3 separate regions of the Homo sapiens genome follow, and regions 1 and 3 are each linked to region 2. The links are chromatin loops, found by intact Hi-C in ENCODE. Cell type or tissue: endothelial cell of umbilical vein. All regions are shown on one strand. Each heading gives the region's core, and the rest is flanking DNA. Links, peaks and the distances in the headings are about the cores only.

What was found. Peaks named below come from ENCODE experiments on the same cell type or tissue, not always from the same donor. Only the 100,000 strongest peaks of a DNase experiment are listed, where the experiment ranks them.
Region 1: it touches region 2 in a loop (2.7-fold over the local background); 1 of 110 quality-filtered maps calls a loop at or near these places.
Region 3: a loop joins it to region 2, with 8 times the contacts of the local background. A loop is called at or near these places in 1 of 110 quality-filtered maps.

The regions. Positions count from the first base shown.
Region 1 is chr9:18,630,943-18,634,848 of GRCh38, reverse strand. All of the region lies in intron 5 of ADAMTSL1 (ADAMTS like 1), which reads right to left. Among named protein-coding and RNA genes, the nearest start is that of MIR3152, 60 kb to the right of the region's middle. In endothelial cell of umbilical vein, for the core only: no CTCF peak of the experiment used is centred there; a DNase peak (open chromatin) is centred at 1,708; H3K27ac peaks cover 1,594 bases.
Region 2 is chr9:18,329,968-18,333,873 of GRCh38, reverse strand. It overlaps a transcript of ADAMTSL1 not described here. Among named protein-coding and RNA genes, the nearest start is that of ADAMTSL1, 140 kb to the left of the region's middle. RefSeq lists an enhancer at 247-810. In endothelial cell of umbilical vein, for the core only: no CTCF peak of the experiment used is centred there; DNase peaks (open chromatin) are centred at 1,853 and 2,773; H3K27ac peaks cover 2,500 bases.
Region 3 is chr9:18,236,240-18,240,145 of GRCh38, reverse strand. It overlaps a transcript of ADAMTSL1 not described here. Among named protein-coding and RNA genes, the nearest start is that of ADAMTSL1, 240 kb to the left of the region's middle. In endothelial cell of umbilical vein, for the core only: no CTCF peak of the experiment used is centred there; a DNase peak (open chromatin) is centred at 1,705; H3K27ac peaks cover 2,500 bases.

The DNA.
Region 1 (3,906 bases), core at 490-2,989, 300 kb before region 2:
TTTTTTTTTTTTTGAGGAATCTCGCTCTGTCACCCAGGCTGGAGTGCAGTGGTGTGATCTTGGCTCAACTGCAACCTCTGTTTCCTGGGTTCAAGCAATTCTTCTGCCTCAGCCTCCCAAGTAGCTGGGATTATAGGCGCCCACCATCACGCCTGACTAATTTTTGTATTTTTAGTTGAGATGGGGTTTCACTATATTGGCCAGACTGGTCTCGAACTCCTGACCTCATGATCCGCTCACCTCAGCCTCCCAAAGTGCTGGGATTACAGGCGTGAGCCACTGCACTCAGCCCTTATTATTATTTTGAGATAGGGTCTCGCTATCACAGTGTGATCACAGCTCACTGCAGCCTTAGCTTCCCGGGCTCAAGAGATCCTCCTACTTCAGCACCCCAAGTAGCTGGGACTGCAGGTGCACACCACTACGCCCAGATGGTTTTTGTAATTTTGTAGAGATGTGGTTTTGCCATGTTGCCCACGCTTGTCTTGAACTCCTGAACTGAAGAGATCCACCTGCCTCGGCCTCCCAAAGTGCTGGGATTGCATGGGTAAGCCACTGCACCTGGCCTGTTCAGACATATTTTTTTTTAACAGTGTACATAATTATCCTATCATTGGAAGGATTTAGGTTAAATAAGATAATCCCAATTGTTACTCAATTTCTCTGAACCTTAATATTATCATCCTATCTTTAGGAGAATTTAGTTTAAATTAGTGAATCTCAGAAGTTACCTGACTTCTCTGATCTTCAGTTTCCTCATTTGTAAAACAGGGAAAACAAAACTTGCCTTATACTATTGTCGTGACTAGATATAAATATAGACATGAATCTAGATATAGGGATGTATAGCCTGGAACACAGTAAGTATTCTGTAAACATTATTTTCCTCTCTCTACCCCAAATCTCTTAAAGGACAGGGATTGAAAAACTATTTTTTTTTTAAATAGTGTTTCAACTCTCCAAGGCCCCTAGCACATTATCTGTTGAATGAGAAAAAAGAATCATATGCTCCCAATTCCTTCCCTGGAGAGGTTACATTATCGAGTTCTCTACAAAGTTGAATATTCCACTCATGACAAAATCTTATAGCTGTTTTTAATGTCATACATTGTTGAATTTCAGAGAGCTAAGAATTTGTGGTATATAAGAACAACAACAGAAAAAAGTGTAAGGGGAATATAGAAAAGGAACCAAAAAAAAAAAAAAAAAAGTTAAGATTAGGCCTACAGAGCTTCTTTGGTTTGTTTGTTTTTTGAGATGGAGTCTCACTTTGTTACCCAGGCTAGAGTGCAGTAGCATGATTGTGATCTTGACTCACTGCAACCTCCGCCCCCTGGGTTCAAGTGATTCTCCTGCCTCAGCCTCAAGTAGCTGGGATTACAGACTTCTGCCACTGCAGCCCGGCTAATTTTTGTATTTTTAGTAGAGACGGGGTTTCACCATCTTGGCCAGGCAGGTCTTGAACTCCTGACCTTGTGATCCACCCACCTCGGCCTCCCAAAATGCTGGGATTACTGGAGTGAGCCACCACACCCGGCCGAGACTGGGCCTACAGAGCTTTAAACGCCTTGCATAAAGACATGACTTTTTAAGTTTGCAAAAGAAACTCAAAGCAGTTAAAACAATGGGACTTTCTAGAAATAGAAAGTCTTTGTTTACCCACAGTTCAAATAAAGTGCAAGTAAAAGGAAAGCTTTCTGTTTGGCCCTGCCATGCTCAGCAGCAGTCTTCTGACCCACACACAGCTCATGCAGCCTCCCTCTTGCTCTGCTGGGAAGTGACTCACATTCCATAAACTGGAACATTAATACCCTAGCTCTTGGCTGATGCTGTAATATCTGTATGTTCCCTAAAGAAGACAGGGTGTGGTAACATTAGCATGCACCCCCAAAAAAGAGAGGAGAAGAACCTCCTAGAAAGTTGTTGAGGAAGAGGGTATATGGAGAAAGTAGACCAGGTGAAATAGTATTTCCTGATGCCCCTTGCACTCACCTAGTCAAAGAGAAATGAAGCAAGTCAGGCTGGTACAAACTCTAGCAGTTGGCAGCACATGGCACAGAAGTAGGAAGAGCCACAGCCTTCTCTTATATATTATTCTGAAAAGGGCTGATGGACCCCTGGCCAGACATTAAACGATCTGCAAATTCATTACTTTATTCCACAAGTATTTTTTGAGTGTCTTTTAGTGTCAGGCTCCATGCTAGGTACTAGGGATTCAGTGACAAAGAAGATAAACAAAGCACTAGCCCCACGAGATGGTCCTGAAAAAGGGATCTAAGATAAAATATGGGGGAAATACAAAATACTACACCCCACAGATGAAATTCCCAAAGCATATTCATTCATTTTTTTAGGAGCACTGCACCAAAGAAACCCATTTCACTCTATTTAACCCCGTGTATACCTAAGATGTTTATCCATAAAAACTTTTTCTTATGTGTCATCTGTTAAAATCAGCTGATATATCTTAGGACATACTTTAAGGAACAGTACTCTTAATTTAACAAAAAACAAAATAGGGAAAACAATTAAAAATTTCATTTTCTGCATGTTCATAAAAAGCCACTTTTGAGTTGTTTATGTATTAATAATTGTCTCACTTTCTGATAAATCCTCAATGATTTGGGATGGATTGGAAGATGCTTCTACTTGGCATCTATTACAATATTGTGCACAGAGTGGTGTTTAAGATCTCTTAGGATGTGAGAGCAATCTGGTGGCAACACCTGCCTCCTTGGTGATTAATGCCATTAGTATAGCTGGCGAGGCAGGGGCCACATCCTCTCCCACCGTGCTGCACATTCCTCTGGGTGCCCTTTCCTACAAAGGCACACTGTTTTACGATTGAGTGCATCTGCCCTAATCTATTCTGGCTTTGTTGACTGAACCATGATGCCAGTCTTCAGGACATATTTCTAGCTTATTAATCAACAATTCTAAATGATCTGCTTCAGATACCAGATAACCCATTTCTCCATTCAATGAACAAAATTTCCATGGGAATCATAAATTCTGTCATTTCACAGATATGGGTTGCAAATGTCTTTTCTCAAGAAAATTCTTCCCAAGGACTGTACCTAAAAGTATTCTTTAAAAAATATCTATCTATATGTATATCACACAACTTTCTATATAGAATATTTTATATTCATTTTAAAATCTTGTCATATGTGGATGTTCTGCGTGATTCACAGCTGTGTCAGAGAAAGGTGATGAGGATAATATTTTGAAAGACAGAATTTCCTATTCTGATATCTGAGTTTATCTTATTTTTAGATCCGTTGATGAGTTCATGTTTTTAAAGACTCTTCCCTCTATGCCTATGGAGCTGACACTTTATTTTATTTTATTTTTAAAAATGAGAGAGTCATTTTAAAATACAATTGACTATGTATAAAAATAGTCTGCCAATCTTGAGGAGGTTTAAATGGTATGTTTTACATCTTCGTGACGGTTTTATTACTCTTAAAATATATCCAACAAAATAAGAAGTTGAGCATCTGAGGCTTTCAATTTTCTCCCTGGTTTATCTGTAATTGCACAATAGAAGATATATACTGGACAGGCCAAACAAGATGCCCTCCTCATTCCCATCTGGAGAACTTCATCCTTCCATTTGCCTAGGCCAGAAAACTTGGAGCCATCCTCTACTTCATCTTTATATGTAATCAGTTAAAAAGTTCTGTTGTCAAAATACCCTATTTCATTGATTCCAAGAGGGACAACTTTTCATGCTTTAACATATATGAAATCAGAATACATCTCACAATCAGTAGTATCTTATATTCCCTCTCACTCAGGCGATAATCCTGACATAGATACCGTTGCCTACACAGGTGCTAACATCAAAACAGCCAGTATCAAACTCACAAAATGAGTGTCAGCCGCTTGGGAGAAAATTATAAG
Region 2 (3,906 bases), core at 766-3,265:
TTCTCAAGGGTGTGAATTAAGAATATTGCCTGTCATATTAAATCAGTAATCCCTCTGAAGAATCTCAACACAATTACTCAAATAAGAACTTTCTTTTTTCTAGGGTAAAATCTGTCTCCTCTGATGAACTCTCATCTTTGTTTTTTTCTTATAATGGAAGCTACATATAATGGAAATTCCTTGGGGAATTCTCTGACCAAATATTGTACTCAGTTACAGCAACTGGTTTAGAGTATTTTGTCCCTGTTTCTCTAACTTTTTACTGTACTATCATTTATTCAACCAACTGAATTTATTTGTAAAGCTATCTGAAGTCATTTTTACAAAATTGGCTTGCTGTATTAGTCCATTCTCATGCCACTATAAGGAAACACCCGAGACTGCATAATTTATAAATAAAAGAGGTTTGACTCACAATTCCACATGGCTGGGGAGTCCTCAGGAAACTTACAATCATAGTGGAATGCACCTCTTCACAGGAGGCAGGAGAGAGAATGAGTGCCAGCAGGGGAAATGCCAGACGCTTATGACACCATCAGATACCTTGAGAACTCACTATCATGAGAACAGCATGGGGGAAACTGCCCCAATGATTCAATTACCTCCCTCTGGGACCCTCCCAAGATACACAGAAATTATGGGGATTGCCATTCAAGATGAGATTTAGGTGGGGACACAGCCAAACCATATCACTTGGTATAAATACATGGCAACATAAAAAAATAAAAATAATAATCACACCTGAAGCCATTTTGAAAACCTTGATCACCAAATCCTTTACTTGCTAGATAATCTGTGAGGTAAATTTCCTGGTATTCTGGCCATTCTGAAGTGGGAAAGAGAAAAGAAAATGGGAGAAAATAATGCCTGCTAGGTGCCAACAATGGTTGGGTGCTTCTTGTACATAATACCATTTTATTCCTCATACGCTTACAGATGATGAAACAGACTCAGATGCTCGTTAAGCTCATGCAGGTCATAAGTGCCAGAGTTGGGATTTTAAATTCAGGTGTGTCTGGATCCCAACCTTATGCTCTTTTCACTCTGCCAGCAGCCTTCTGACACACTCTTACTGAACTCTGGCGGTTCAATGGGCCAGAGGATACAATGCCTGCAGTTTCACCTAGGGAAATAACTATATAGGCTCTAATTTAAAATAACTTAACTTATAACCATAACTGTGTAGTTATCAACAAATTCTATTGATGCTGTACGTCCATATTGTAGCAAATTTTTTGAAAAAAGGAAAAATTAAAATTGCCATGTCTGGTAGCATGCGCCTTTAGTCCCAGCTACTCAGGAGGCTGAGGCAGGAGGATTGCTGGAGCCTGAGAGGTCAAGGCTGCAGGGGGCTATGATTGTAACACTATATTCCAGCCTGAGTGAGAGAGCAGGATTTTGTCTCTAAAAAAAGGAGGAAAACTGGACTGGTGCGTATAAAAAAGATAGCAAGAGAAGGCAAAACTCAAACTATGTGATAAAATGGGGCATGCAGATAATTTTTCACTCCTTATTTTGAGGGAAATTCTGAATCCTCATTTTTACTTATAATTAACATACCCATCCCTAAATATAAAATTATAAAAACTTTATAGGACTCTCAGTTTTTCTCAAATAGTACATAAAGTGTATGTTTACATCTATGTAAGATAACATGGTCTGGACAAGATCCAATGAAGAGTATAAAAGTACAGTGAGGAGTGTGCCTTTTGTAGTTATATAATATATTGACTTTGGGCTTGTGCTAGAAGAATTGTTCCTTGCCTCCAGCTCCTGAATTTACTACAGCTGCCAAACACTTCCAAAACCTCTCAGTCTCAATCCCAGGGCTGGAGAAATTCCACATCCCTGAGAGATCAAGTTTCACATCAATATTTTGGTGGGCTACTTGCCAATGCCTTATCAAGGAAAAATATAATTACAGGCGAGACTGCAGCAAGCTGATTCTATAATATTCTCCCCTCCTGTCTCAGTGGCTAAAATATAATATAATAAAAGTGATATAAGATACTGCATCTGCCCTTTTGGTAATTCTATTTTCATTTTAGTTCCATTGCTGGATTAAGGAAGACTCCAAGCAATGCCAGAGCTACTGATGCATAGCTACTAAAACTCTAGCATCTGATTTAGGAAAGCTACAGCTTCAAATAGAATTCAAGATAGAAAGGAAAGGTGGCAATAGGATAGAAAAGTTGGGGTCTTGTGGCAAATTGTTTTTGTTTTTGTTTTTCCTAGAATTGCTCTAATGGATAGTTCAACCTCTACACCAGAGATAAAATTAGTACAGGGACTTCAATAATTCATTCATTTTGTTTATGAGTCCCTGGGGGCTTATTTGCTATCACCATGTGCACTGTATTATAACAGCAAGGCATAGTTCAGGACTAATTACTATTGTTCATTCAGACTGAATTATACTAAGGTTTTACCCTGCAGTATATCCAGGAGGGAGGCACAATTTGATGTGTGGTATCTTAAAAACCATAGGCCAACACAGTGGGGATAGATGATACTCACACAGCTATTATTTTAAAATACAGTTTTAAACAAAGACTTTTTATGGCTCTTCACTGGTTATAGACTCAAGTCTGAATGCCTCAGCATAGCATCAAAGACCTTTCTGTCAGTTTGGCTTACCTCAACACACTTCCTTAGCATCCTGTCTCACTCTTCTCCATGAACATATTGTTCTATTGAGCCACATTCCTTCTTGCAGTCCTCAAACAGCTCCTTTGTCTTACACCTTTGTTGCCTTCTCACACTGTTTACTTTATCCTGGATCCACTTTTTCTCCTTCCTCTGTTTGTGAGCACCCTCCACCAAAACCTACACGTGAAATATGCCCTGACTATGCCATACCCAATTGAGGCTGAATTACTTCATAGTCACATGATTTTATCTTCACTTCTCTTCCTCCAGCTACGTAAGCTTCTTTGAGCAAGATCCTGCTTATCCATCTCTGTATGTTGAAAATCTGGGACAGTCCCTGGCATGTAACTGGTGCTCAGTAAATAACAGTTAATCAGCAGTTTTATGCATTTGCTTTTACAAAAGCCATGTGTTTTGTAAAATATAATCCCCAACTATTGGTTTGCTTAGTGCCATATCTTAAAGGTTGTATTTCTTTATAACTCATATTTGTCTATAGGGAGTCACTAGGTGTTATATTCAGCAGAAAGAGCTCAGATCCCAGTTTTGCCACTTTCTACTCTGTGAATTTGGGATAATATCCCACATGTCTATAAAATGGAAATAAGATTTGCTTGGGAGGAACACTTGAGATAAAACACCTGGCACACACTTGGCATACAACAAATGAACCAACAGAATTCATCTCGGAATGATAACATCAGCCTCGGGCATCCACATGGAAAGCAAGACCCTGAGGGAATAGGATGAGAGATTTTAGTTTTTTTTTTTTGATGAAACAAAGAAGGTTATGATGGAGCACAGAATACAGATTGGGAAGGCAGTCCTCAACTGTGTCACTGTAGGGGGTGGCTACAATGCCAATGGATGCAAGAGTGGCAGGATCAGGGAGAAGGAAAAAGGGTAGAAGGAAGATAATCTGGAAAACTGAGTCCTAATATGTGATTTCTGAACAACTGATGACACTGAGAATAATAGGCAGCGTTTATTGAAGACTTAACTGTGTCAAGTGGTTCACAAACTCTCTCTTGTCCTCCAAACTACCTTGCAAGATAGCTCCAGGTATCAACATTATCTATGTCAGCTAACTGATTAAATAAGGACATTTTATTTCTGGGTTATGTTTTACATTTAAAATCGGGAACTTTATTGACATTAAGTCTCATTTCATCATGTGAAAAAGGCCAGACCTGTTTTAACCCCCTTATGCAGATGAGAAAACAAGACTCAGAAATTAAATGCCTAAGAATTACATAT
Region 3 (3,906 bases), core at 490-2,989, 93 kb after region 2:
AGATTATAATTTCTCAATGGATCTGGGTACAGTAAGTGGAAAACCTTCTGGAAAGGAGTCACCTTTCTAGATGCCATTGAGAACATTTATGATTCATGGGAGGCAGTCAAAATATCAACAATAGTAGTTTGGAAGAAGTTGATGCCAACCCTAATGGATGACTTTGAGAACATCAAGACTTCAGTGGAGAAAGTCACTGAAGATGTAAAAATAGTAAGAGAACTAGAATTAGAAATGGAGCCTGAATATGTGGCTAAATTGCTGCTCTCACAATAAAACTTGAATGAACAAAGAGTTGCTTCTTATGGATAAACACTGATAGTGGTTTCTCCTTCTTTCCTTCTTTCTTTCCCTCCTTCCTTCCTTCCTTTCTTCTTTCCTTCTTTCCTTCTTTCTTTGAGACAGAGTCTTACTCTGACACCCAGGCTGGAGTGCGGTGGCATGATCTCAGCTCACTGCAACCCCTGCCTCTTGGGTTCAAGCAATTGTCATGCCTCAGCCTCCCGAGTAGCTAGGATTACAGACATGCACCACCACGCCCAGCTAATTTTTTGTTTTTTTCTATTTTCAGTAGAGACCAGATTTCACTATGTTGGCCAGGCTGGTCTCAAACTCCTGGCCTCAAGTGATCCACTTGCCTCGGCCTCCCAAAATGCTGAGATTATAGGTGTGAGCCATGGTGCCCAGCCAGATAGTGGGTTTCTTGAAACAGAATCTACTCCTGGTGAAGATGCTGTGAAGTCTCTTGAAATGGCAACAAATTACTTAAAATATTTCCATAAATTTAGTTCATAAAGCAGCAGCAGGGTTTGAGAGGACTGACTCCAGTTTTGAAAGAAGTTCTGTTTTGGGTAAAATGCCATCAAACAGCATCACATGCTACAGAGAAATCTTTTGTAAAAGGGAGAGTAAACTGATGTGACAAATTGCATTGTTGTCTTAAGGTATTATTACAGCTACCCTACCCTTCACCACCCTGATCAGTCAGCAGCCATAAACATCAAGGCAAGACCCTCCACTAGCAAAAAGATTAAGACTCACTGAAGCCTCAGATAATCATTAGCATTTTTAGCAATACTTTAAAATTAAGGTATATTCATTTTTATAGACATAATGCTATTATAAACTTAATAGATTACAGTATAGTGTAAACATAACTTTTATATGCACTGGGAAACCACAAAATTGTGTGACTCACTTTATTGTGATATTAACTTTGTTGCAATGGTCTGGAACAGAACCTGCAATATCTCTGAGGTATGCGTATATTGTGCATTTCAAAAGTGCTAGGAGAGTAAATTTCAAATGTTACAATTACAAAAAAGTTAACTATCTGAGGTGGTGGCTATATTAACTAGCTTGATTTAATTATTCCACATTAGATTCATAAATCATAACATCACTTTGTATCCCATAAATGTATACAAACATAAATCGTCAATTCACAACTTAAAGAAAAAAAGTTATGTCATTTGGTTCCTTTCAGTGCTCTCTTTCTATGATATTAGAGAAGAAATGGGAAAGAAAACTCATTTTTTTGGTGCCTATTACATGTCAAACCAGTGCTGACTCATCTCACCTAACATTCCTAATGACGCCATTCTAGCTTCATTTTACAAATGAAGAAACATATTCAGAGAGATTAAGTAACAGCTACAGTACACAGACTGGCACCCAGTTATGACCCCCAACCTCTCACCCTGCAAGCCCAGCTCCTTCCCCTACAACTCTGCTGCCTGCACAAAGGGATGTGATTCGAACTTGGCATTTCCTCCTCCTCCTCCCAAAATACTGAGTTACAGATGAGTCACTTACTCACTGCAAACAATGGATGGAGTCACTGTAAGTGTAATGAAAGAATTTTAATTCTTTTTCTTCTGTATTTCTATGACCCAGTTTCAAAACTATATAGGAGAATCTTAACCATTTCACAGAAATTTCCACATAGTCCTAAAACTCATTCATTAAAGCTCTCTTAAAAAAACACAATGGCAGTTACTCCATGAAAGGCAACAGTCAACATCTCCCAGACCTCTGAATCTAAGTCAGAACTGTGGACAAAAAGTGGCTTTCTTAAGAGAAATATCTAGAACCCAGGTAAAAAGTGGTTCTTCAGGGAAAGTCATTGAAGCCCCTCCCTCCAGCCTCTAGAGGGCAAAGCAGTGTGAGCAATGGCATTCTGCCTCCTCTGCCATATGCCCTAGTGTGCCTGGCTTAGTCCACGAAACGTTCAAAGAACGAACCAAGGAATAATCATGATTTTTAGAGAAACAATTGCATTTAATTTTGTTTTGTCTTAACCACAGGATGCATCAAATACAGAGTTTGTTAAAAAATACTGACAAAGGAAGAAAACAGTGTACAATTAAGTACTGATGAATTATGTAAAATGGGATGGGATAATTTAATGAGGTTACAGAATCTTTTCAAATGCATCAGAGCACAACAAAAAAAGATTCAGTTGACTACTTAAGTTTTTCTAAATAGTAATGTTTCACTTATATAACATAGAAGAAGTAAATCAAGTATTTGTATCTCAGAGGCAGTCAGTATTGGTTTTCTATATAACAGGACGTTGTAGATTTATTAGGTTTGTATAGTAGTGAGCTTTCTCTGAAATCCTCTAAGTGCTTTATCCACAACATTTATACAAAGAAGACAAAAACACTTCTCAAAATGCCAAAAGCAACAAGGTAAACAGGAGAGCACGGAATATGAGAACAGTGAGAAAATAAGAACAAAAAATATAGATGGAAATACATCTATAAGGGCCAACACAGAGTGAATTGATTCATTCTGTACACAGTGCCCCTGTGTATCTGTAAACATCACTGTCATGTTCTTCCTCCTGAGCTGGTAAACAGATGTGCCAACTACAAGACACACAGTGGTCATTCCAGGGACTTAAGCAGCCAGGTGGGCCCATCTCCCACATTGGAGAGCTCATGGTCTGCCATGTGGGACACAGCTTCTGACACATGATCTCTTGGAAATCTGTAGAGTTTAAGATTAAAGAAGAATTAAAGAAGTACATTAGTGATGTTTGTTTATTGTCTGGATCTATTTTCACTTGGAGACACAAAAAATGTTACTAAATATTTATTGGGCAGCTTAAAAATGTATAGGGCAATAGTCAGGCTCTGGAAAAATGTTATCTGTGTAAAGATTCTGCCCCTTACATTGATATAAAATATGAAAATTTTAGCAACATGTGATTCAGTAATTGTAGGTGCACATAAATCTGGAAGTTTCCTGAACCAGATCCTTTGTATTTCTTTAAGATAAGACATTTATTACATTTTGGGAAACTGAATAGCACTGGAATGTAAACAATATCAATTGTTTGCATTGCACTGCATTTGCATTTTCCAAAAGTATATATAATAATGGGATGTGTATTTTTCTTCGCTGAAAATATAGCTAAGATTTAATTCCTGTGCTTCTGAAATAAATTAGCTTAATAGATCTAATCATGATTGTATCAATAGATACTGAATTTAATAGCCTTGCAGCTTATCTCTTTTAACAACCTAAAAATAACAGCTGAATGGAATTTTCCCCCAACTTTGATGAAAAGTACAAACACACATTTTCCATCATCATCACAGGAAAGGGAAGCAGGTTTATGTACTACTGCAGATGAAACAGCTTTTGATATGGACAGTATTAGCCTTTTCATTCAGACATACTCAACTGGGTCCCGGAATCTGAAATATATAGATACAGCTAGAACCAACAGCATGTCAGTGGCACAGTCAAAACTCCACAGACAGGCCATGCGTGGTGGCTCACGCCTGTAATCCCAGCACTTTGGGAGGCTGAGGTGGGTGGTTCACGGGGTCAGGCATTCAAGACCAGCCAGCCTGGCCAACTTAGTGAAACCCCGTCTCTAGTAAAAATACAAAA